2 separate regions of the Homo sapiens genome follow, and region 1 is linked to region 2. The links are chromatin loops, found by intact Hi-C in ENCODE. Cell type or tissue: IMR-90. All regions are shown on one strand. Links, peaks and the distances in the headings refer to the core of each region. The heading gives the core; the rest is flanking DNA.

Evidence for each region. Hi-C counts contacts between places; a loop is a spot of excess contacts. Peaks named below come from ENCODE experiments on the same cell type or tissue, not always from the same donor. Only the 100,000 strongest peaks of a DNase experiment are listed, where the experiment ranks them.
Region 1: a loop joins it to region 2, with 10 times the contacts of the local background. A loop is called at or near these places in 8 of 110 quality-filtered maps.

What each region holds. Positions count from the first base shown.
Region 1 is chr13:105,909,888-105,922,411 of GRCh38, forward strand. No RefSeq gene overlaps it. Among named protein-coding and RNA genes, the nearest start is that of LINC00343, 210 kb to the left of the region's middle. RefSeq lists an enhancer at 8,901-10,100. In IMR-90, for the core only: no CTCF peak of the experiment used is centred there; a DNase peak (open chromatin) is centred at 4,924; H3K27ac peaks cover 209 bases.
Region 2 is chr13:106,519,122-106,530,073 of GRCh38, forward strand. All of the region lies in intron 1 of EFNB2 (ephrin B2), which reads right to left. Among named protein-coding and RNA genes, the nearest start is that of EFNB2, 11 kb to the right of the region's middle. RefSeq lists an enhancer at 7,484-8,137. In IMR-90, for the core only: no CTCF peak of the experiment used is centred there; no DNase peak of the experiment used is centred there.

The sequences.
Region 1 (12,524 bases), core at 3,551-6,050, 610 kb before region 2:
GACTGGCTGGCTTAAACAACAGAAATTTATTTCTCACAGTTCTGGAGGGTGAGAAGTCCAAGACAAGTTGCAGGGGGATTCTGTTTTTGGTGAGGGCTTTCTTCCTGGTTTGCAGAAAACTGTCTTCTGCTGCATCCTCACATGCTGAGACAGAGATCATCTCTCTCCTGTCTCTACTTATAAGGGCACTAATTTCATCCTGAGGGCTTCACCGTCCTGACCGAACCACCTCCCAAAGGCCTCGTCTCCAAATACCATCACCTTAGGGTTAAGGTTTCAAGATATAAATTTTAGGGACACAATTCAGTCCATAGCATTATACCAATTTCAGCCTTGAATGAGTTTATTGTTATTCATCGGTGTCTCTGTGAAAGTTTCATCAAAATCTTTCCCAAGAAAAAGACAAAAATAATAGGATGATCTAACTGATACCACAGTTTTCTTCCAAATGAAATGTTAATAGCCTAAGAGAGGCTATTATTAACAACCTTCTTATGTCCCAGTATTTTTTTTTTAAGTTTAGAACAGCTAGACAAGGCAGTGCTTGGTTTGGGATGCTGATTGGATAACTGTCTAATTAGGGGAATAAAATCAGTGGGGTAAGATTCTGGCTGGAGGAAATAGACAGGGAAGATTATGATTTAGGAACTACTTTGATAGGAAAAGTCGGGAAAGCATGGCAACAACACAATATTTAGTAGGTAAAGAAATGGTCTAGTTTAGCCTCTCCTATCGAATTTCTATCTAGAAGGAAGTTAGGAGCAGAAATAATCTTGGGGTGGGAAGGGGATAGTGGTAATTAAGAGACTTCTCTTGGTAAATTTAGTGTTTTTAACAAAACCATATGTTTATTTTGAGTGCTTGAATAGACTAGTGGCAATTTCAGGAGGGCCAAATCTTTTAGACAACCACCCCTCAACAACACAAAGCAAACAAACAAAAATAACTTTCAATCACCACTGATCAGCTATGCTGTGAGAGTTGGGGATGATAGAATGACCAGAAAGGTTTAGAATAGCTAAGAGGGCCAGAAGAACGTAAAGTGAGCACTGTTATCTAGAAAGTGAAGATAAATCAGATAAACTGGCATCCAAGGGTTTGTAAATGATGTCTGCAAATGGCTTAGAAGGTTAACTCATGAAGGAAGAGGCAGCAGGTTAAACATTGGAATTCTTTTTTTTCTTTTTCTTTTTTTTTTTTTTCTTTTTTGAAACAGAGCCTCACTGTCACTCAGGCTGGAGTGTAGTGGTGTGACCTCAGCTCACTGCAACTTCCACCTCTCAGGTTCAAGCAATATTCTCCTGCCTCAGGAGAATATTGGGACTACAGGTGTATGCCACCACGCCCAGCTAATTTTTGTATTTTTAGTAGAGACTGGGTTTCACCATGTTGGCCAGGCTTGTCCCCAACTCCTGACCTGAAGTGATCTGCCCGTCTTGGCCTCCCAAAGTGCTGGAATTACAGGCGTGAGCCACCAAGCTCAGCCGGATTGCCTGGAATTCTGATAATGGAAAGAAGGAATAAATACTGGATCATCCATTTCAAACCCTTTTAATTTAATAAATAATCTCTTTAATGGCTGCTTAATTTGAGAAGCAAGACTGATTTTTGAAACCCTGATGGCTTTTAAAAAATAGAATGTATAGGTTGGGAAAGATGATGGAAGACCTATTGCCATTCATCTTACAAATGAAACATCAGGTATGTAGAATATATTATACTACAGCTTGAATTAGGAGTTGAATGTTCAACAAGGGACTTTCAATTTTCATAAGTGATGATACTTTTATTTGATAAAGAAAAGTTTGGAGCACTCATTTGAAAACCAGATTTTAATGAGCCCTTGTTAATGTTTATTGCTTTCAGTCCTCATTCGTGGCTTACAGTATATCTACTCGGAATAGCTCATTAACCTTGGCAAGTTTTCTGCATTGAGGCATAGGGATAGCCTGGCAGAAAATACAAGGTGCTTTGAGCACTTCAGAAAAAATTATATATACACATCTTGGCAAAAGTGATTAGCAGTCTCATTCGAAACAGCCCAAGTATCACCAAGTAAATCACATAGTGGAAAAAGTAAAAATAAAAGCCCAAAGCATTAAATGATTCTACTTGAATTGAAGAGAAGCATTAAAATCAACTGAGCAATCAGCAGTTTCAAGATGCCACTCAAGCAGATGACAAGCAAATTCCACAAACATCTAGGGCTGCCTTCAGCTTATCTCTGCTTGCTTATTTGGTCATATAGAGAGTATTATCTAATAATTAAGGTAGCCAATTAATAGAGCTGCCACAGAAAAATATAAGTATATTAACATCTCAGGTGATAATAGCTTGCTAATAGATGATAATAAATCAATATTTGCCTTCAACATTTGTTGGAAAAGCTTTTACCTTGAGATCTTTTGACTTAGTTGGAAGCATACAGAGACATTATAGCCCAGGTTTTCCCTCTTTAGTTTCTCTAACAGTGGGAGGGGTTTCCTCAAAAGCCTTATCTGCCTTAACAACCCTTGTACAGATATCTGATTCACTAACAAATTACTGTCTTTTATTCCCTATCTAGAGAAGATGTAATAATCATACTTGTTTTCTAATACTCAAGACTTTGAAAAATGATATTACATCTATATGACCTTTTATCTGTACAAAACATCAGGAAACTTTAAAAATCAGACAGGAACACTTTGGGAGGCTGAGGTGGGAAGATCATGAGGTCAGGAGATCGAGACCATCCTGGCCGACATGGTGAAACCCCGACTCTACTAAAAAAAAAAATACAAAAAATTAGCCAGGCTTGGTGACGGGTGCCTGTAGTCCCAGCTATTCAGGAGGCTGAGGCAGGAGAATGGCATGAAACTTGGAGGTGGAGCTTGTGGTAAGCTGGGATCGCGCCACTGCACTCCAGCCTGGGTGACAGAGTGAGACTCTGTCTCAAAAAAAAAAAAAAAAAAATCAGAGATGAAATTTAGACTAATTCTCAAGGGTCATTGGAATCCATATGTCACAATTAACATCAGAGTCACCCTTAGCGTAACCAGCCCATCACATTATATTTCACTATTTGCAAAGAGGAAAAAACAAAAATGAGCTTTAACTCTTAAAAGTATTGAAGTAATCTTAAAATGGGTCCACATTGGTTTTAATATTAAGAAGAAAAATCTTTAAAAACAAAAAGAAGCAATTTCTAAATAGATCCTCTGGTATGTTACAATAGAAGGTTATTATCAATTATATATTGAAGGAAATCTATATGAACAGCACATGCGTACTTGTGGTAATTAACTTTGATGTTTATGCCATCCTTTTCTTAAGCTAAAATATTTGAACAAATAAGAGAATGTGTATTTCCAAAAGAGACAATATGGGATAGTGTTTCGGAGTCTCTGCTCAGTAACTTAACTAGCTCTGAGCTTTTCTGCAAGTTACTTCATAGACTCCTTATGCTTCCTTTAGTTATCAATAAAAATAAAGGTAATAATACAAGAATTTAATAATAATTTAATGAAAAGATGTTTGAAAAATGCTTAGCAGAGCTCCTGGTGCCAGACACATAGCAGCTAATTATCTTAAGTAAAATGAAAATTAAAATTGGAAATATACATTTACATAGTGCTAGTTGTTTTAGCTTTGTTCGAGCTCGTTACAGAGCTTAACAGAAAAAAAAATTATAATTGGAATGCTCTAGAAGAAAGAATACTTGGGATGTTCCTCAACAACAAAACAATTCGAACACTGCAGACCCTAAATGGAGAAATCCGAAAACAGTAAAAAGCAATGGGGCTATCTTTAAGTGTCTTAGAAATGAAGTACATAAATTAGGATTAGTATATGGACTGTAAATAGAGTCATTAAACATATCGAAGAAAATGTGTTTTTTTTGGTTTGTTTGTTTGTTTGTTTGTTTTGAGGCGGAGTCTCGCTCTGTCGCCCAGGCTGGAGTGCAGTGGCGTGATCTCGGCTCACTGCAAGCTCCGCCTCCCGGGTTCACGCCATTCTCCTGCCTCAGCCTCTCGAGTAGCTGGGACTACAGGCGCCCGCCACCGCGCCCAGCTAATTTTTCTTGTATTTGTAGTAGAGACAGGGTTTCACCGTGTTAGCCAGGATGGTCTCGATCTCCTGACCTCGTGATCCGCCCACCTCGGCCTCCCAGAGTGCTGGGATTACAGGCGTGAGCCACCACACCTGGCTGAAGAAAATGTTTTTAGGAAATATTAGAACATAACAATCTAATGATTACATAAATTCTTTCTGTTTGAGTATATGAATGTTTATACGTGTGTGTATATGTTTGCATATACACACATATATATACAGATAACTTTATAATTCAAATATATATGATGATAGAACACACTTTGAAAGGAATTATATTTAAAATTTCCTTTTTCAGTGTCAAAAATGAAAGTAAGATCTTCTTATCCTATTATTCCTATGATAGGTTGATTACTTTCTTATGTTGTCAGACAAAGAATTTTTCACTGTTTTTGTAAATGTTCCAAGGTCTGAAAGCCAAATTATTTGGTGTAATTCCAAATTATATACAATTTTTTGGAGAAAAAGGCTTTCTGCCATGTTCCCATGGTTTTACTAATATGTTATGATTTGTTGAGTATCTATTCCAAGTTATATTCAATCTCCTAGAGAAAAGGTTTTGCATGTCCACATGCAATTATTCTAATATGAATTATTATTTTCATTTTGTATTTCACTGTTAATTTTATTTAAAAGTACCAAGGTTACGGTTTCTACAAGCAAAGTGGCAGATAATGTCCCAGAAGCATTTTCTCTCCTCCTTTTCTCTCTCTGATCTTCTGCATGTGCCTGCACACACACAGAGAAAGACACAGACACACACACACACACACACGAGATGCATAAACACATACACACAGCTGTGTGACACTCATTGGCCAAAAATGAAAGAATGTTGTAACCCATTACAAATCCCTTCCTGGGCCTCTTCAAGTGTCTAAAATTAGAGAAAGCCAAGCTAAATTCAGAGCAGCCTCCTCACACAACTGTAGTCAATGACCACAGCTGGCAACTTAAAGGCAAAAAAGCAAATCCTGAGACATGGCTAGGATCCACCACGGAAGCAAATCTAAATGGAAGCAGTCAGCGCCACACAGGGTGAGCTGGGGAGGGTCACCTGCATGTCAGTTGGCTCCAGCAACTGATACCAGGTCATTTCTTTTTTAAGTATTGCCCTCGGAGGCACAGAAAATAGCTTGTTTATACCCTACTCTTATCTTCTGCTTCTTATTCTTTTTCCATTTGTTTTATTTTTTCATTCTTCTGAGGCACAAAGATTACAAATTCAATCTGCAGGAATAATTTTATCATTTGGGGAACAGTATTAACTTGCTTGCCTCCCGGGGTGTGGATGGCCAAATTTATATCCTGTGTGAATGAATTCCCTCATGGGGTTACTTAATGTGAATCTGGCTTTGAGAACAGCCAAGTTCTTCCATTGTCCAAAGTATCTAAATAGTGGAGAATTCTGGAAAGCTACGGTATGGCTGACACACATTTGGCAATGTCGGACTGAGTCTTAGGATTCTGCAGAACCTTCCAAATATCAAGTGCAAAGAAGTGACACTGTCTTCTCAAAAGAAAACATTTATGCTGTAAAAAAGCATATGAAAAAAAGCTCAATATCACTGACCGTTAGAGAAATGCAAATCAAAACCACAATGAGATAACATCTCACACCATTGAGAATGGTGATATTACAAACTCAAGAAACAACAGATGCTGGCGAGGCTGTGAAGAAATCGGAATGTTTTTACACTTTTGGTGGGAATGTAAGTTAGTTCAACCATTGGAGAAGATATTGTGGCGATTCCTCAGAGATCTAAAACCGGAAATCCCATTTGACCTAGCAATCGCATTACTGGGTATATACCCAAAGGAATATAAATCATTCTACTATAAAGATACATGCAAGCATATGTTCGTTGCAGCACTATTCACAATAGCAAAGACATGGAATCAACCCAAATGCCCACTGATAATAGAATGGATAAAGAAAATGTGGTACATATATACCATGGAATACTATGCAGCCATAAAAATGAGCAATATCATGTCCTTTGCAGGGACATGAATGGAGCTCAAAGTCATTATCCTCAGCAAACTAATGCAGGAACAGAAAACCAAACACCGCATGTTCTCACTTATAAGTGGGAGCTGAAATGAGAACACATGCACACAAAGAGGGGAAAAACACACACTGGTGCCTGCTGGGTAGGTGAGGGAGAGCATCAGGATAAATAGCTAATGCATGCAGGGCTTATTTAATACCTAGGTGATAGGTTGATGGGTGCGACAAACCACCATGGCATACGTTTAGCTGTGTAACAAACCGCACATCTTGCACATGTATCCGAGAACTTAAAATTTAATTTAATTTAATCAAAAAAGAAAGCAATGACACTGTGTTTCTGAATGCCTTAAAAATAGGTTGATAAACCTATTTTGCAATGCTCTGTGAATACAAACATTAGCACTCTTCTTGGAGGTAAACTTTAGTATCACACATTTTGCAGGAAACTTTTAGAGACTACTGATATGATAATAAGTATGATAATGTCATACTTACATGATATAATAAGATAGGTGCATTTTTTAATTAGTCAAATGAAAGAATCGTGCAACACAAGGTGCTGGCTCTCTCATCTTTGCCTGAGTCTCATAGCTGTGCTGAACTTTTCACAGCCAACTGTTCATGGAAATCATGAGCTCTTCCTGGTCCAGCTGAGGACACAGCTTCTGCTACATGTCTGGGATTGTACAGAGAAAGAAAGGAAGACTCATGGCCCCAAAACACTAGGAAACAGAAAATCTGAATTCCAGAGTCTGTTCCATCTGAGAATTGCTGAGTGTAACTTTAAGCAAGTTACATTTCAGGACTTCGGCTCTCAATCTGTAAAACAAGGATAGCAAATCATCTTCTACCTACCCCAGCATTGTTGTGGAAACTAAAACAGATATTTGATGTGAAGCCACAGTGAAAGTTATGAATAGGTACAGAAACACTTAAGATAATTCTTTTGTGCTTGAAAATATTAACCATTTATTAATTTAGCAAACTTTTGTAGAAAGTCTATTATGTGCTGCCTACAGACTATTGGATGGGTTGCTGGTTAGATATTCTAACTTCAGGACCTTTTTGGGTGACCTCCAAATCTGCTCATTGGCTGTTTATCCAGACTGGAAATATGCATGCTAAATAGTTCCTCAAGGCCGCCGCCCAATAGGTAAACTCCAATACACACTTTACATTATTTAATAACTTACTATAGAAACAAGAAGACAAGTGGGATGGATGCAACCCATGAGCTTGTTAAGGTCGTTAGTGAATGGAATAATGGGTATTAAACATACATAGAAAAGAAGGGAAGGATCAAGAGACACCCAGTGTTCTCAAGACACTAAATAAACATAAGCCATCAGGGTGGGAAGTATCCAAGTTACTCTAAATATGGACGAGCCATGATACAGCAAATATACAAGAAACATTCAGTCCTTTCTCAGGACACACTAAATATACACGAGCACTCGGTATGCCTGAGACCTTGACTTAGCCGCCGACTGGTGACACCCACTCTGGTCCCAGAGTCTTCTGCCCCAGCAATGCAATAAATCCCAGGGCTGTTCAGCTAGCTGGGGACAATCCACAGCCATCTTCCAGGCTTACTTATCCCTGTGTCTCTCCAGGAGACCAAATGAGTGCTATTAACCCGGGACATCTTGCTCAAACCTCAATTACTCCATCTGCAGGAAAGATGGATGTGGCATTGAGAGAGAGCCTGTGCGTGTAGAAACACTGCACATCCTGGGATTCAGGAGTACGACTCCTCCACCCCATTTGCACCCTATCCTAACTGTTAACTTACCCCATCTACTCTCCCTTGGGTCTAGATGCAAACTGATTAATACACCATGGTCTATGAAAAGTTTAAGTTGGTCTATGATTTTTTCTGTTCAGTCACCTGTGGGATCACTTTCTTAGGATTGTACTTATAGTCTACCAATGCACAGAGCGAATCTCCCACACGACAGCACTCTTCTAAAGCAGCTGCAGAGTTTGACCCTACGAACTAACCCTGACAATCAGACGCCATCCGACATCCCTGCTGTCCCCACCAATGTTGCTATGCTAATGCCACAGTGTCCTCTGATCCTGTTACTTGGATGACAGGAACTCTTAAGCCATACAGCTATTGCTAAAATTAACACCTTCTATTAATTGAGGTCTGGTCTAAGCCCTTTTTATCTATCATTTCATTGAATTGTCATGGGAAACCAGTGATATTAATGGTATAATTATCCTTCTCAGATGAGGAAGCTGATATATAAAGATAAAGTTGTCTTGATCAAGAGCTAAGGTCACACAGCTAATAGGAGGTAGAGCTTAAACGCAATCTGAGCATTGTGGCCCCAGAACCCTCACTTTAACTCCCACGTTCAAGGCTGTCTGTGGCCTTCGTGCTTGGCCTGTGAATTGTACAGTCTCTTAATGCACGTGACCCTCTTGAGCCTGTCAATGAAGCTCACTTTTTGTTATCTCCCCCACACCTCAGTGTACTTTGGATTTGAGAAAGAGACTATTTTAAAGGAGAGATCAGCAGGAAGCTAAGGGAACTGCATCTCAGGCTGGAATAAGGCTTTAAATTAAGAATAAATGCAAGATTCTGAGTTGTGTCCAGTGGTTAAGCCCTGGACGAAGGTGAGGGCCGAGGCAGTGTTCCCCTCGAAAGCTGCTCTTTGCTCTACAGTTCTTCACCACTGGGGAAGCTTAAGGGTAGATGGAATGAAAAGAGACTTACACTGTCACATGCAAGAGATTTAGGAAGCTTCATAAGAAATTGTTAGGAGGTCTTCATTTCATCTCAATTAGATCCCATTCTGTTCTTTCTAATCCTGCTCCACAAGGCTTTTCCTGTAACTTCACACATATGATCGTATTTAGTCCACATCCAATCCTGTAATGAGGCAATGACTCTATTTTACTTTATTTTTTCATTTTTATTGTTACTATTTTTTTTTTCCATAGAGACAAGGCCTCACTATGTTGCCCAGGCTGATCTTGAACTCCTGGGCTCAGGTGATCCTCCCACCTTGGCCCCCCCAGTGTGCTGGGATTACAGGTGTGAGCCATTGCACCTGGTCCCTGTGACTCTGCTTTAGAGATGAGAAAATGGAGGCTCAAAACTTGCAGTAATAGCCCCAGGTTACAATGCTGATAAATCATAAAAGTTGATTATGATACTGGCCTTGATGACAGCAGGATACGTTCTTTCCATTTAATCTCATCACTGGTGAGCCTACACTGATAAGAAATTCACAGTCATATTGTCACACTGCCTTTTCACCCGGTTCTATAAGGCACTCCCTGGCAATGAGTCATTCCTGCCTCAGCCCTTCTTCCGGAAGGAGGGGCTTGACCGGGCAGAGCAGCGGCTGATTTCCCGGGAGATCAGAAAGATGCAGATATGAGCAGGAGAAAGGACAGGAACTGGAAACCCGTAAACTGGGCAGAATTTAAATGCTCCTTTTCTCTGAGAGCGGTCCATTTTTACACATTGCAGAAATTTTCTCTGCTCCCACCTCCAAACTCACTCACAGTCCTTGATGTTTTTTGGCTGCATCAGCATATCCAGCAGTCAGGTTTCATAATTATCTTGTTGGTCACATGTGGCCCACATTTTCAGACATTCCGGAAATACACCGTGTGGTCTGTGCATCCACACACCTAACAGATCACTCGGGCAGCGCCGACCTGCAGAGCGACTCACCTCCCGTGTCATCTACCATCTGTGCTTACCTTGTTGCAAGAGGCAAGAAAATTCAGATGACATGGATTTGTTCCTGATTAATAGAACCGTAACCATTAATGAGCACAACTAGCACTAATATGCTTTTAAAACAGGAGCAAATTAGGCCTCTATGTGGTTGTAATATGTTATCAGCTAATTGATCGTTGCTGTTTTTTGTGGATTGTTAAAAAACAATGTGGATAAAACATGGTGGGAGGGATTTTAAAAAACAATGCGGATAAGGAGACTATCTATGAAATAAACAAATGTTTAATTAAATTAAAATTGTACAATTCTTTTCACTTGTTAATTTTTTTAAGAAATCCTTTGAAAGAGTGCTTCTAATTAAAACCCAGATCACTGGACCCTAAAGTACAGCAAAGGGACTTCAGGAGACTTTAAAGTGACTGCAGGAAGCCCAAGAATCCATATAGATTGAAAGTCGTAACCACCTTTGGCATATTTATTACCATTTTCACATTTAAAATTACTATTTTCAAATGCAAATTTTCACTGAACAAAATGGAAATTCATATGCAATTGATACTGAATTCCTAGTAACTTTTGTTCTTAATCATTTAATTGATTCTTTTCTAAAAGTACACTTTCTTTTTTAGGAAAAAATCTGAGAGAAAAGGTCATTACAAAGTTGTCCTCCCATTCTAGGGGTCTGGGAACCACTGATCTAATCAGGTTCTCTTTTTCTGGTATTGCACCCATTTGAGTCACGAAGAGTGAACTTTTGACACAAGCTGTCAAGATTTCCTCATAGACACGAGTGATCTATATCTGAGTCAGCCTGGGATTTCTTCGTTTCTTCCTTTGCCTTTGGTATTATTTGTGCAAATCAGCATTGTAAACCATTTTCCAGTGAGTTGTAATAGAAACCCAGGGCAAAAGGTCACTTCCGTTTTGGAGCCTCCCTGACTCTGCAGAGTTGCTCCCTCTGTCCTCTGCCCCAACACAATGCCTCATAATCCCCCTATTATACCCCTCAACTCAAAGCTCTTCTACCAGCTGCTTACATTATCTCCAAAAGAAAAGGGAAAGCTGAGATCCTGCTCCTTGGGAGAAGGTAGCTCTAGATCCAGAATCCTAAGTGTAAACATGTTACAGTAATTACAACATAGATGGCATCTACCAAGCACTAAATGAACCACAGGTAATACTGATCATTGATAAAAGTTAATTCTCTTTACACCACTTCTTCTTGATTCTGGCCCTTATAACATGATTTAGAGACATCAGTAAATTCAGAGGGTAATAACACTAAGCATGGAAAACAGTGACCCAGGAGAAGGCCATGGAGTAGGGATGGTACAATAGGAGAATGAATGAAGAAGATACAGGCTTTTCTAAAAAATGGTGAGGAAAGTGAGGCAAGAATCCTGGAGGCAAGTTAGGCAGGTGGTAAGAAGGGTAGCTAGTGCATATGATATCTCTGTACTGTTGTTAATGCAAGTACTAACTTATTCCATTTTCTGAAAAACACAAGGACAAATATACATTTAATTTCTCCACATTAAAGACAAATAAGCTTACACTCAGAGAGGTAAAGTAAGTTGTCCTAAACCCCACTCACAATTAATGAGTGGCAGAGGGTGATTCGTATCCAGATGAGCCTGATTTTTGAGATGCACCTTGAGCCAGGACAAAGTGGACATGGACTTACCTTCCATATCACCCCCGACGTCTTAGTCCACCACTCGGCATAGTACCACAGGTCTGGGATGAAGAACAGAGACAGAGGAGTCTGAGAGAGAGACTGGGGAGGGGTCACTTCTGTCAGACACATTATATTATTAAGTAGTTTTACATGAGCTTAATCCCTATGGCAAATGTATTGGAAAAGTATTACTGTTATCCTCTTTTTGGAGTCCTCTTTTTTTCTTTTTCTTTTTTTGAGACAGAATTTCACTCTTGTTGCCCAGACTAGAGTGCACTGGTGCAATCTCGGCTCACTGCAACCTCCACCTCCTGGGTTCAAGTGATTCACCTGCCTCAGCCTCCCAAGTTGCTGGGATTACAGGCATGTGCCCCCATGCCTGTCTAATTTTTTTGTATTTTTAGTACAGACAAGGTTTCACCAGGTTGGCCAGGCTGGTCTGAAACTCCTGATCTCAGGTGATCTGCCCACCTTGGCCTCCCAAAGTGCTGGGATTACAGGCGTGAACCACAATGCCCGGCCAGAGTCCTCTCTTTGAATTGAACTGAGACACAGAGGAGTTTATTGACTTCCCTAATAGCACACTGGAAGGGACTGGTGGAACTGCTTGTTATCAGGAACTACCTTATTTACCTTTATCCATCATATAGCAGGATGTCTGGCTTAAGATTAGTGTTCAATAAAGCATTCTGTAAATTGGTTAGATAAGAAGTTCAAGGGCAGACACGCCCTGCCTCTACAGGCAAGACCACTGGGGCTGAAAAAGAAGACAGGCAGGAGACGAGGCTTTCTCCCTCCCTCCCTCTTTCCCTCTTTCCATTTTTCTCTCCCTTCCCTCTTCCCTCCATTTCTTCTTCTGAAAATATATACAGAAATTGGCTTTGTGTGAGACGATTTTGTTCAACTGCAGGCTAAGTGTCCTTAGCACGTTTGAAGAAGGCTGGGCTAAGCTATGATGTTCAGTAGTTTAGGTGTATTAAATTTATTTTTAACTTACAATATCTTCAACTAATGACGGGTTTACTGGGAGGGAA
Region 2 (10,952 bases), core at 8,453-10,952:
ACAAACAGGAACTACCAGTTTCTACACCCAGACAGATAACTAGGCCAGGTAAACCCCAAATCGAGACAGACACGATGACAGTGCTTGGAAATGTTGTGGGAAAGCTTCTATTTAAAAAGCATCAGATTCGATCCAGAGCCACTTCTACCTAATATTACACACGTAAAGATCTATTTAAATATTTAATATTTATGTGTAATTATGGCAGTTATCATGCACTTGAGAATCAGGGCCATGTTACTCATGTAACAGGACAAGGTGAGTCCTGACATGGATGCTGGTGCAAGTGTGAGCAGAATAAATGTGTGGGGGGGGAGGAGGCCCACACATAAAGCTCTTCTACCTCTAGAGCAAACTGCCAAGCAGGGCGAGATTCATAAGTCAATTCGCATTACTCTCCACAAAGAATTATTTTATTTTTCTTTTCATTTCAAAATTATACCATTAGTGTATATGATCATTGTAAGCAGATGGCTAATTTCAGTTGAAAATATACACATCAATAATATATGGCATGTTGTTCTGTTTATTTTGCTGACTGCACGGAGACAACCATAAACAAATGGTCACACACACCGCCTTTACCTGAGACCACTTTGGGCTACTGAATGGTGGACTTAGAATGATTTTTAGCTTTCTGTGTTTTCTTTGCAATAAATAGTCAATGCTTTTGTGATAAGATTAAAACATTATTTTTTTAATGTAGTTTCAGAAAAACTTTGTGCTATCTTTCATAATTGACTTTAAAAATAAGCATTTAAAATATTTAATGCCTACAGACTTAAACTTTTGATGCAATTCCCTAACAAGCAGATAAATAAAATTATCCTAGTTGAAGTTGTGGCCTATTTAATACATAAATCTCTGAGTCCACAGAAGCTGTAGTAACAAACTTGTTTACTCAAATAAGTGAAAAAAAGGGAATATATACAATTTATGCTTAATCATTGAACTGTACAAACATTTCAAAGATTCTAAATCCCAGCTTTACAAAGAGGCTCAGCCTAGCAGTTGCAAACCAAAAGTCATGTAATATCACAGGTTTATTCCCAAGCCAGTGTTCTGTATCAAGTATACTTCGAATTTACCCCATTTTGGAAAACATGTACTTTTTCCATAAAAGGCTTTAATTTTTAATTAAATGTCAAAGCCTACAGTGAAGAAGAGAAGTCGAGTACAAACTGGTTCATCTGCAATTCCGAATGCAGATGAGCAGTCTGCAGTTCTGCTGTAATTGGCTGGTGTTTCCAGTCACCTCCTGACAAAGGATGCACGCTGCTCTGGATAAGCCCAAACCCTTGACCCTTCACCCCACCATGTACTTTGGGCCTGCCACATCTATACGGAGCTAGGAGAGCATTAACACCAAAGACCAAGGCTCCTTTCCGAAGTGCTCTGTGCACTTGGGAATACGAATACTCCCAAAGAAGGACTCTGCATCATGAGCATGTGAATTTGATGGCACACTTCATAAACAGGCAGGATCTTCAGTCTTGCATGTCTTCCATTTAATGCTAGATTGCTGCAACAGCTTAATAAGGTATTCTCTGAATGCCCCAAACATAAGAGTTTTGTTATAAAATGAATAAATAAAGGCAGGGCCTACGAAAGACACAGGCAGTAATAAGAAATACTTGGAAAATGTTTTTCCTTTTTTGTGGATAGCACTTTACTGCCCCCTTTTGCACTTTAACATCAGAACAAGTTTCTACGCAGACTTATTCTGAAATCAGAGAAATACTGGGGTGTAGCGATAGGGTGTCAGGTTTATACGGAATTAGGTTACCAGATACTACTGCTTAGAGTAAAAAGTAATTACCTTAAAACTTCCAGCGAGGGCACCACTATCTTCTCAGCGGCTTTAAACCTCCAAGAAATAAGGTAGTGATTGGAGGCTTTGACATTTTCTGCTTTAATTTGGATGTATATGTGTGTTGGAACAATTGCGTGTTTTCACAGGTGCCCCTTCTTTCACACTTTCCTAAAACAAATATCGTCTGCAACATGAACCTGATTTATTCAAGGAAAAGAAAAGGGGTCTAAGAGCAGGCTATACAATTTGGAACCATTAAAGTGTTATAAATCTGAGAGCAAAGACTAGATGGGTGGGGGTGGGGGGTACAATTCACACCAATGACAAGCAAAATCTTTTCAAGAAAAGGAAAGATGAGAAGCACAGAAATTCAAACACACGGTGAACTGATCGGCACACAAACCAGTTTAGCAACTCTTCAAGGTGAGGTGTATTTGTGCCTCTTCATCACGCATACCTTTGAAAAAAAGTAATTAAACTACAGTCTAAAGGAAAGTTTTATTTGTCAAACTTGAATCTGCAATAACAGAGCTAGAGGGCCCCCAGTTCCTGGCCCAAAGACCTCAACTTGTATTTGATACAGCTGCGTGTGATGCTGTGTATCCTTTTATTTAAACACAATCCATTTTCCTCTGTCAGTCTACAATTAGCATATGAGTCAAAATAATATTAAATTTCACAGCCCACAGTGCTGCACAATTGAATGAAAACTGACTCCTTTTGATGTTAATCTTGTTTTTTATTTGTGATGTAATGCTCAAAATCCTGCTGGCTGAAGTCAATTTTATTTTAAAGTGCTCAAAGACAGTATTCTCATAGTTTAAGCTTTTTTTTTTTTTCTTCAGGAAAATAACAGAAGTATTTATTTAATTTTTATCTGTGCCATGATTTTCACTGTCATAAAAAATTCACAGAAGGGCATACCTATAAATGGCTGAGGCTAAAAAATCATCTACTTTGGTATTAATCATCTAGAAATCTAACTTTAAGTGTGTGATCCCCAAATATCATTGTTGTCTTTTCAAAAGTTGAGACTAGTTAAATCTCTGTCATGAAATTAAAGACAAAACTCAACCACCTATATCAAAATAAAAATGCAGGTCTTTATTTACCAAAAAAACAAAAAAAAAACCACACACGCACCCCAAAAAAATCAGCCTATGAATTTTGTAGCTAGATAAGAAAAAATGTGGAGATTTGAAGAGTAAGGCTGGGATGCTATGTACAGTGGGCAAGTGAGAAGGGGGGTGATCTCACAAATGCCAAATTTCATCCTGCTGGCTTGATCACGCCAGCTCCATTACTAAAAGGAGGATTTCATAACCTTCAGAGACAAGATGCACTGCAGGCTTCTTTCCCAACTGTAATTTGTGTGCACCTGTACGGTCTTGTTCCAAACCATGCTTTCAGCAAGAGTCTATAAAGGAAGGTGGAACTCCTGTTATTTATAGGTGAGGCACCAGAAAGAAAAATGGTTTACATAGAGAAAGAAATTCAAAGGGCATTTCCAGCTGGTTCTCTCTTGTTTTAGATATGAGTGTTCAAATCCATTTGCTCATTTACCTGAATGGGAAAAATCGCGGAGATGAAAGGCTCACGTAAGTCATACAGGGAATGCCTTGGCATTGAAAAAACTCAAAGAAATGGAATTCAGCTACAGTGACAAGCATAACAATACTACAATCTAGAGTTAGGGAGAGCATATCTTTTGTTTTAACCCTCTGCCCATCCCTTTCCTTCCTACCATCATATTTTTTTTTAACTACAAAGAATTTTGCCTATTGACAAAAATGATTCACCCATGTATTATTAAAATGAAACCTTTCCCTTTTGGTGGGGCCAACAGCCCAGCGAGGGGCTGCCATTCCTGCTCCTCCAGGATTGAGTCTGTCTCGTTTACCATGGGACCCTCCCTCTGACCCCCGACCAGGTACCTTGCATAAATAGGGTGCTCAATAGGTGGCTGTGTAATTAAAGAATGAACAAATTAATAAGGCATAAGATGAGATAAAACTCTCCAAGTTCTCTTTTGCTATAAGAGATTCACCTTGCCAATCAAGTATAATCAGCCCAGTAACACAGTTTACAAGGCTGTGTGCAATTGCTTTACAAGCAGGCTGCTTCACAGATACCTCCTTCCTGGGCTTCAGAGGAGGGTCAGGGCTAGGTCTGCTGTGGGCGTATGACAGGAGACATTTTCCTGCACGTCTCAGGGCTTTGCCACAGCCCGTGAAGTTAGGGAAGAAAAGGAAGAAAAACAAAGCAGGCTACAAAACAGCCAGGTCTGTACTGCTACCATCAAAAGGAAGCAAAATCAGACTGGGTTCCTGACTTCCATACGGATCGCCCCCACAACTGTGTACCTTAGGAAAATAGAAACAGCGCTCCACTGTAACTTTGAGGACGACCCATTTATTTCCTGCTTAGTCACCACATTCAGCCTGGAATTACCTTGACCAAAACCCAAAAACACCCTAGAAGTTAAATACTATAAGTGATTCAAACAAGCAGCTACTGAGAACTGCATGAAAGTAATTGGACAAGGAGGAGGAAGGAGGATGTGCTGGGGACTCTGAGTTCTAAAAGGCATGAAGATTTGGTTGTTGGAGACCTCTGGCCGGCGGCTGCATGGTCTCCAGGTAAGCAGATGCTAAGCATGGTGAAAATGCAAACCAAGGGGCACCACTTGGAGTCAAGAGAACCCCAGGACCACCAATATTCACCGCCTGGCTTCCTTCAACAAATGGCTCCAAACTTGCAGAACATCAAAAGCCAGATGGGCTGTACTGAATGAATCCACCGGCAAGAAGCCAGAATCCCAGTTTGCTGTAGAAATAAGCCTGGACTTGATTTGAGTCTTCTCAGCTCTGACAAGCTGGAAGCTGGCACGGATCCCAAAATCCAAAATAAAATGGCATTTAATTGTGACTAGACTCTAAAAAAGATGTCATACTATCTCCTTAGCTTGACACACACTCAGCATCTCACCAAATGGATCTCCCCTCAAAAATCTGACCTCCTTTTCTCCCAACAAGGAACAATCAAATGTTACAATTTTTAAAAGGAAAATGTTACCAAAGGAATACTACTCAATATATGCATGACTATTATGTATTGTAATAACTCTCCAGTCATCCTTTAAATGGGCTGATCATTATTCTGTTTCCATTGGGTATAACCTTATTATACCCAAGATTTGACATAACCTTATTATATCAAAGATTCAAAGGTTCCATTTAAAACTACACGACCATCATAAGAAAGTGACTATAAATCAAAATGGATAATGACAGAATTAAACCAATTATACCACAAACTTTTTGATCCATCATGTATGCACTGCTTTAAGCAAATGCATGCTTAATTTAGTTATATGATAAAGACTACTCCATGCAACAGCATAAGCAGGAGGCAGAAGATTAAAAGAGGGACCCTGGCCCCAGACTAGCTGGGTTTAAATCCACTTATTAGTTCAATATGACTTTGGCTAAGTTAATTAACCAATTTGGCCACAGTCTCCCCGTTGGTATTATGGATATATTAAAAGTGCTTCCCTCATATGGTTACCATGAAGGTTTCAGGAGTATTTGTCAGGCAGTTAGAATAGCAGCTGGCACATAGTGAGTGCTATACACAAAATGCTGTTAATAAAACAACGTCCACCAGTTAAGCAGTTTTCTAAATATCATGTAATATCAATGTAAAAAATGCAATACTGCCCATCCCTCCAGGTTGAATTAATGTATTCATTCAACAACCCAACTGCTCACAGTACTCTCTACTAGAATATACAAAATGAATTCAAAGAGCCTCCTCTCAGTCCACAGTTGCACAGCTGAATGAGAAAGTCCAGGGTTAAAAGTGTTATTAGAAAGCACCAAAAGCAGGAAAGCAGAGGAGAGAGAACTTAATTTAATAGGACAAAAGAATTACAAAGGGTGTTTCATGTAGCAGAAAGTCATAAGGAATGAGTAGAAGTTTGGCAGGTAAACAAAATAAATTAACATCAAGAAGTTTAAGGTGAAAGTATTATGCTATAGTCTTTATTAACAGAGTATTTTAATTTTTTCCTTGTATGCAAAGGCAAATTGAACCACGGCCAGGCACACAGTACATATTCAACTGACTTTTATTAATAACAACTGGTGTTTGATTGATTGGTTCATTGTGCCAATCACGGAGCTTAGCTCTTTAAATACATTAAATGTTGACCAAAATTTTGTTACTCTTTTATTCAGCACTATTATGTTATTGTCCCTATTATAGAGATGGGACAACTGAGAGACACTAAGGCTACTGCTCCTAAAGCTACCCAGCTAATAAATGGCTAAACTGGGATTGGACTCACATAGCCAAACTCTAAAGCATGTGCCCTTAACTAAACTACAGTGGCACTTGCCCTACTGTCTCTGCGAAACTGAATTGCCTCACCTATCCATGATCATACTCATTTTGAAAAGCAGTAGGTACTGATAATTCTCACGTGAACAGGTAGCTGAAATCAGTGGCTTAGCTGTTCCTGTGAGGGATCTGTCTTGAGCAATGGCCGGATGCAGAGAATCCTGGGACGTGTTCACAGGTGGACGTGATAGACACACGCTGCCCTTGGCTGAAATACTGTTTCTTTGGCTTGCTTACTATTTTCTTTATTTCAGCTGTCTACTGTGACTTTGCTTAGAGATGCCCACAGTATTTCAAGACTCAAGCTCCTCCTCCCTAGGCTGTTTCCGGACCCCTCCAGAGGCAAATGCCATTCCCTTCTTCTGTGTCCCCACCTTGCACCAAGCACCTAACTCTAAATGTGCTTGCTCCCACCTGGGCTTCTCTCTACAGGACTTAGACTTTAAATCTCGAGGGTACAGGTCACTCTGCCTTGTATTGTTAGAGCCGAGTAACAGGCCTAACACTTAATAGTTGCTTGCTGAATTAACAACAAATACTCCACCATCAATGGTTAGATCCCTGATGCTCCCCCAACAAGGCAAGGACTACAGATTTCTTCAGAGATCCCCAAACAGCTTTAATGTTGAGTTGTTTTCCCAGAAAGGTTTGTGTAGGGCGAGGGTTCTCAGCATGGCCCTGAGGCAGCAGTTGCCAGCGTCACCTGGGAGCTTGTTAAACATGTCCATCTTCAAGCCCCACCCCAGACCTCAGGAATCAGGAACTCTGGGGGTGGGGCCCAGAAACCCCTGTTTTCTCAAGCCCTGCAGGGGATTCTGGTGCCCTAAAGTTCAAGAGCCAGGGACCTCTGAGCAGTCCCATCGTCTCAGGTCTCATCCATGTCTAGTAGCAGAAGGATGACAGTTAAAACAGGGTAAACTGCCATCAGCACAAATTCGGGTTGTCTGTCCATTCCACTAATACTTACTGGATGCCAATGCTGGATAGAAGTAGGGACTGATGAAATGAAGAAGGTGTGTCCCTGACTTTTAGGACAGGTAGAGTGGTGAAGGCTTGCATATCAATCATGACGTACCGTGTATATGGTTCTTTCTAAGTACATCTAAGTACAAAGTGCTGTGGGATTATGAAGAAAAGACTTAAAGAGATCACTCTTGATCTAGGTCATAAAGAGAGAGAACATGTCTAGGAGAAATCATGAACTTTACTGGACAGTCCATTATAATAATGATCCATTTTCCCATAGCAAGGGGGGGATTCAAGGCCTACGAGAACTTGCTTTTTTTTTAAATCTAAAATGTACCTCGAATATAGTTCTGGTAGATAAGTAAAAGATGACACTTTCTAACTTCTTCTGCAGCTAGGTACATTCTCAGCTGGTCTGGAACAGGATTTGCCTTGCCCCACTCACTCATGAGACAATTCTGATTCTGGGCAAATGTTTTAGGGCCATGGTAAGCCCAGGTAAAGGTGTGGAAAGAGCAAGGATTATAATTCATCAGCTATAACCCTAGGCTGGAAGAGATCAATTGAGAAACACTTCTGGCTCTGAAGGTCGGAAATTCTTTGCTATGCACACAGGTTAGGTGCCCCGCAGGGAATGTGGATTGGGAACAACAGTAGAATAGGCAGACAATAAGGAGCTGCACCCACCCCACTTAAACACACATCCACCCCTGCCAAAAATGCTAAAGCATCATTGGCTTTCCTCAAAGACAAACATGTTGACTCTAGTGGTTTCAAAAGTCTGGGTAGCACTCATAATTATTCTGGGGTGATACGAGAGTGGTGTACACAGAAAACATGGATAAGGCCGCAGTGGCAATGGGGACGTGGGTAGCAAGTATGGGAAGGCAGATACAAAAACTGTAATTAAAATTGGATGCAACAGGATTTAAATTGAGAAAATAAATTAGTAATATAAATAAATAATTATAATAATACATAAAAACAACAATAAAATAAAAATAATAATATAAATAAATTAAGTATGGCAGAACAGCAGTGGTTCATTCACAGCGCTCTAAATGTATGCCCACCACAGAGTAGTTTGAACGCTTACTTACTCGTGCTTTAGAGAATGAAAAGAGCACACTATTAATACTCCACTACTGTCCACTTTTTCTTCCTATCTTGTTTAGAGAATTACTAAGGGCAGAAACAACTTGTTTAATGGAGCTTTCCCTTGCTATGTTTTCTTATTTGAAATCAGCAAGTATGTGCTTACCAGCCACAGAATGCTTTGGACTAGAATTACATATTTGAATTTATACATGAAAGGAAAATATGTTAATAATCTAGAGCCACTGCTGATTGTCTGCTGGAATAACAGAAATAGGTTCGCCTGGCATTCAATGTGCATGGAAAGCATTTTATAACTGGTCACCTACTCTTTTCACTGGTTTGCTAGATCCTCCTTCCTTATCTCTAATACTTCTGAAATATCTTCTCACAGGTAGACTACAAAGCTAAATGTTGGATGAAGGTTAGTAAACAAACGGCAGGGCTTTCTTGAATGATTGCTTTAATCACTTTAACCCTGTTTCTGATAGAAAGCTGGAGGCCAGGGCAATTCAGCTTTTTCTTTTGTCATTTGCCTGCCATAAATATGCACCAGTCTGCGTTTGAAAAGCTGAAGGAGGCAGCAAGCTTGCTGGACATTTATCATGTTCTGTTCCCTGTTAACAAGCAAATACTTTAGTTGAATGGGCCATTAGCAATCACTGTCAAGTGTAGAATGCAAGGTGCTTGGATGTGAGCAGCCTGTAAATCAGGGGGTAGCCTCTCTCTGATGAAGCTAGACAAATGAAATGGATCTGTTAATACAGACTGCTGCATTAAGTTAGAAAAAGAAGGTAAAGTAACAGGCACTGGATATGGCCAGCCTATATGCAATACTTTAAAAATGTTTTGAGTCTATGAAAGCTACATAGTAATGGCTACAGTAATTCCCATAGAAACGAGAAAAACAGTCAACAAGGGCAATGTATCTACAGCCCCAAACAGATGCTCAAGTCAGTTGAGAATTTGGAACAAAATCAGTGAAATGGGTCTAAATTATAATATTGCTCATTTAATGACCATTTTTGTCAGACACAGAATCCAAGAGTCTAGAAGGGCCCTATGCTGCTCTTTAAAAAAAAAAAACAACAACAACAACAAAAAAACAGCACTGAATTCCCCTTTGTAAAACACACCAAGATGCACTCCATCAAGAAAGACACAGGGTGTTTGCAGCCTTTGGCATTTTCAATGTCTTGAGAGTTCAGACTCTTCCAAAGTGTGGAGACTTTCCTGTAATGCCAAATAGGGGGCAATCGAGCAAGTATTTCCTTCTGGCTTGACCCGATTGCGGATGTCACTCTGCATGGAACCCAATCGTGGTTTCAATGGCTTATTTTGTTTAATGGCTGAAATGGAAAGTATGGAAGGCAAAAACAAAAGTCTAGCTTACTTACAAGGTTGTTCAGGAGAGAGGGCGGGAAGACTCAACAGCACAGAGATTTTTCTGTTTTTGACTTTAAGGCTGGGCAGCACTAACATTTTTATAATCCTGTAATTTACACCACCTCTAACAGCCTGCCCCATTCAACTCAAAGTTTAAGACTCACATTTACGAGTAAAATTACATCTAGGTAGAGCCCACTGCTTTTGGCATATTGGATTACTACTCATTTGAATTAAAACTAAATTCCTCCCTCCCCTTTTAAAAATTGTATTTTATCTTTTTTTCCAGGGTGGGAAAGACAAAACTCACAGAAGAGCTCTGTGGCTGAGGGAGAGGGACAATGTGTCCTGTTTACCTTTGCTTCTCCCATGCAGCGGGAGAGGGAGCTGGGTCTGAAAAGATGGCTGAAATCAAAAGGTCTCTGTTTTCTTTTCAGATAACCCCAGCCCTACCTATCCCCTCTGGTCTCTGTTCCTTCCCAGCATGTCCCTGCCTGAAGCCCAAATAGATTAAGGCAACGACCGCGAAGTGCAGTTAATCCTACAGAACGGCTGCTGCTGTTAGGCCAGGAGTTAAAAAGGAAAATCTCCCAGGCCCTAACAACTGCAGTGATCTGAAGTTTTAATCAGCCCCAATCTCAATCTATAAAAAAGGCAGTCAATGAAATCTACCTTTGCCATATTATCCACCACCAATGAGCAAGAACTGAGCAGCTTTTCTTTACTGCCTCAGCCATCCCAGACCACAAGTAGAGCTTTCATACTTCCTAATCCCAGTTTCCAAGTCTGTGTGGTTCTCACATAATGCCCAACAGCCTGGAGGCAAGGGCCTTCGTCCCGCGCCCTTTTCAGAGACGTGTCATTTCTAACATCAAGCTAATCTATATGTTGCCATGGCTTCACCCTTTATCTGCCTTTACATCTTATGAACTGCATGGATTTACCACATTATTTTTATCTGAAAGACAGAAAATGGTGGTTTTATTGCCATACAATCAGATTACTGCTGCTAGTTTCTCTATGCCTTTTTACTATACTTCAATCAAAAGGGATCAGTTTCTTTATACTCTGCCCTTGATTTACATCACATCTGTAAAGACCTAGTCTGAGTTGTAATCCCCTTATTAACTATGACCAGGGTTGATTTGCCTAAAAATAAAAGCAAATTGTGTCAGACCCTTTCACTTTGTTTTTGATTCGGAACTACAAAATGGATTACTAAAGAAATCTTCAGAGTTCACACGGCTAGTATCGTGCTGAATTTAAAATGAGAATTAAACAAGTTAAACAG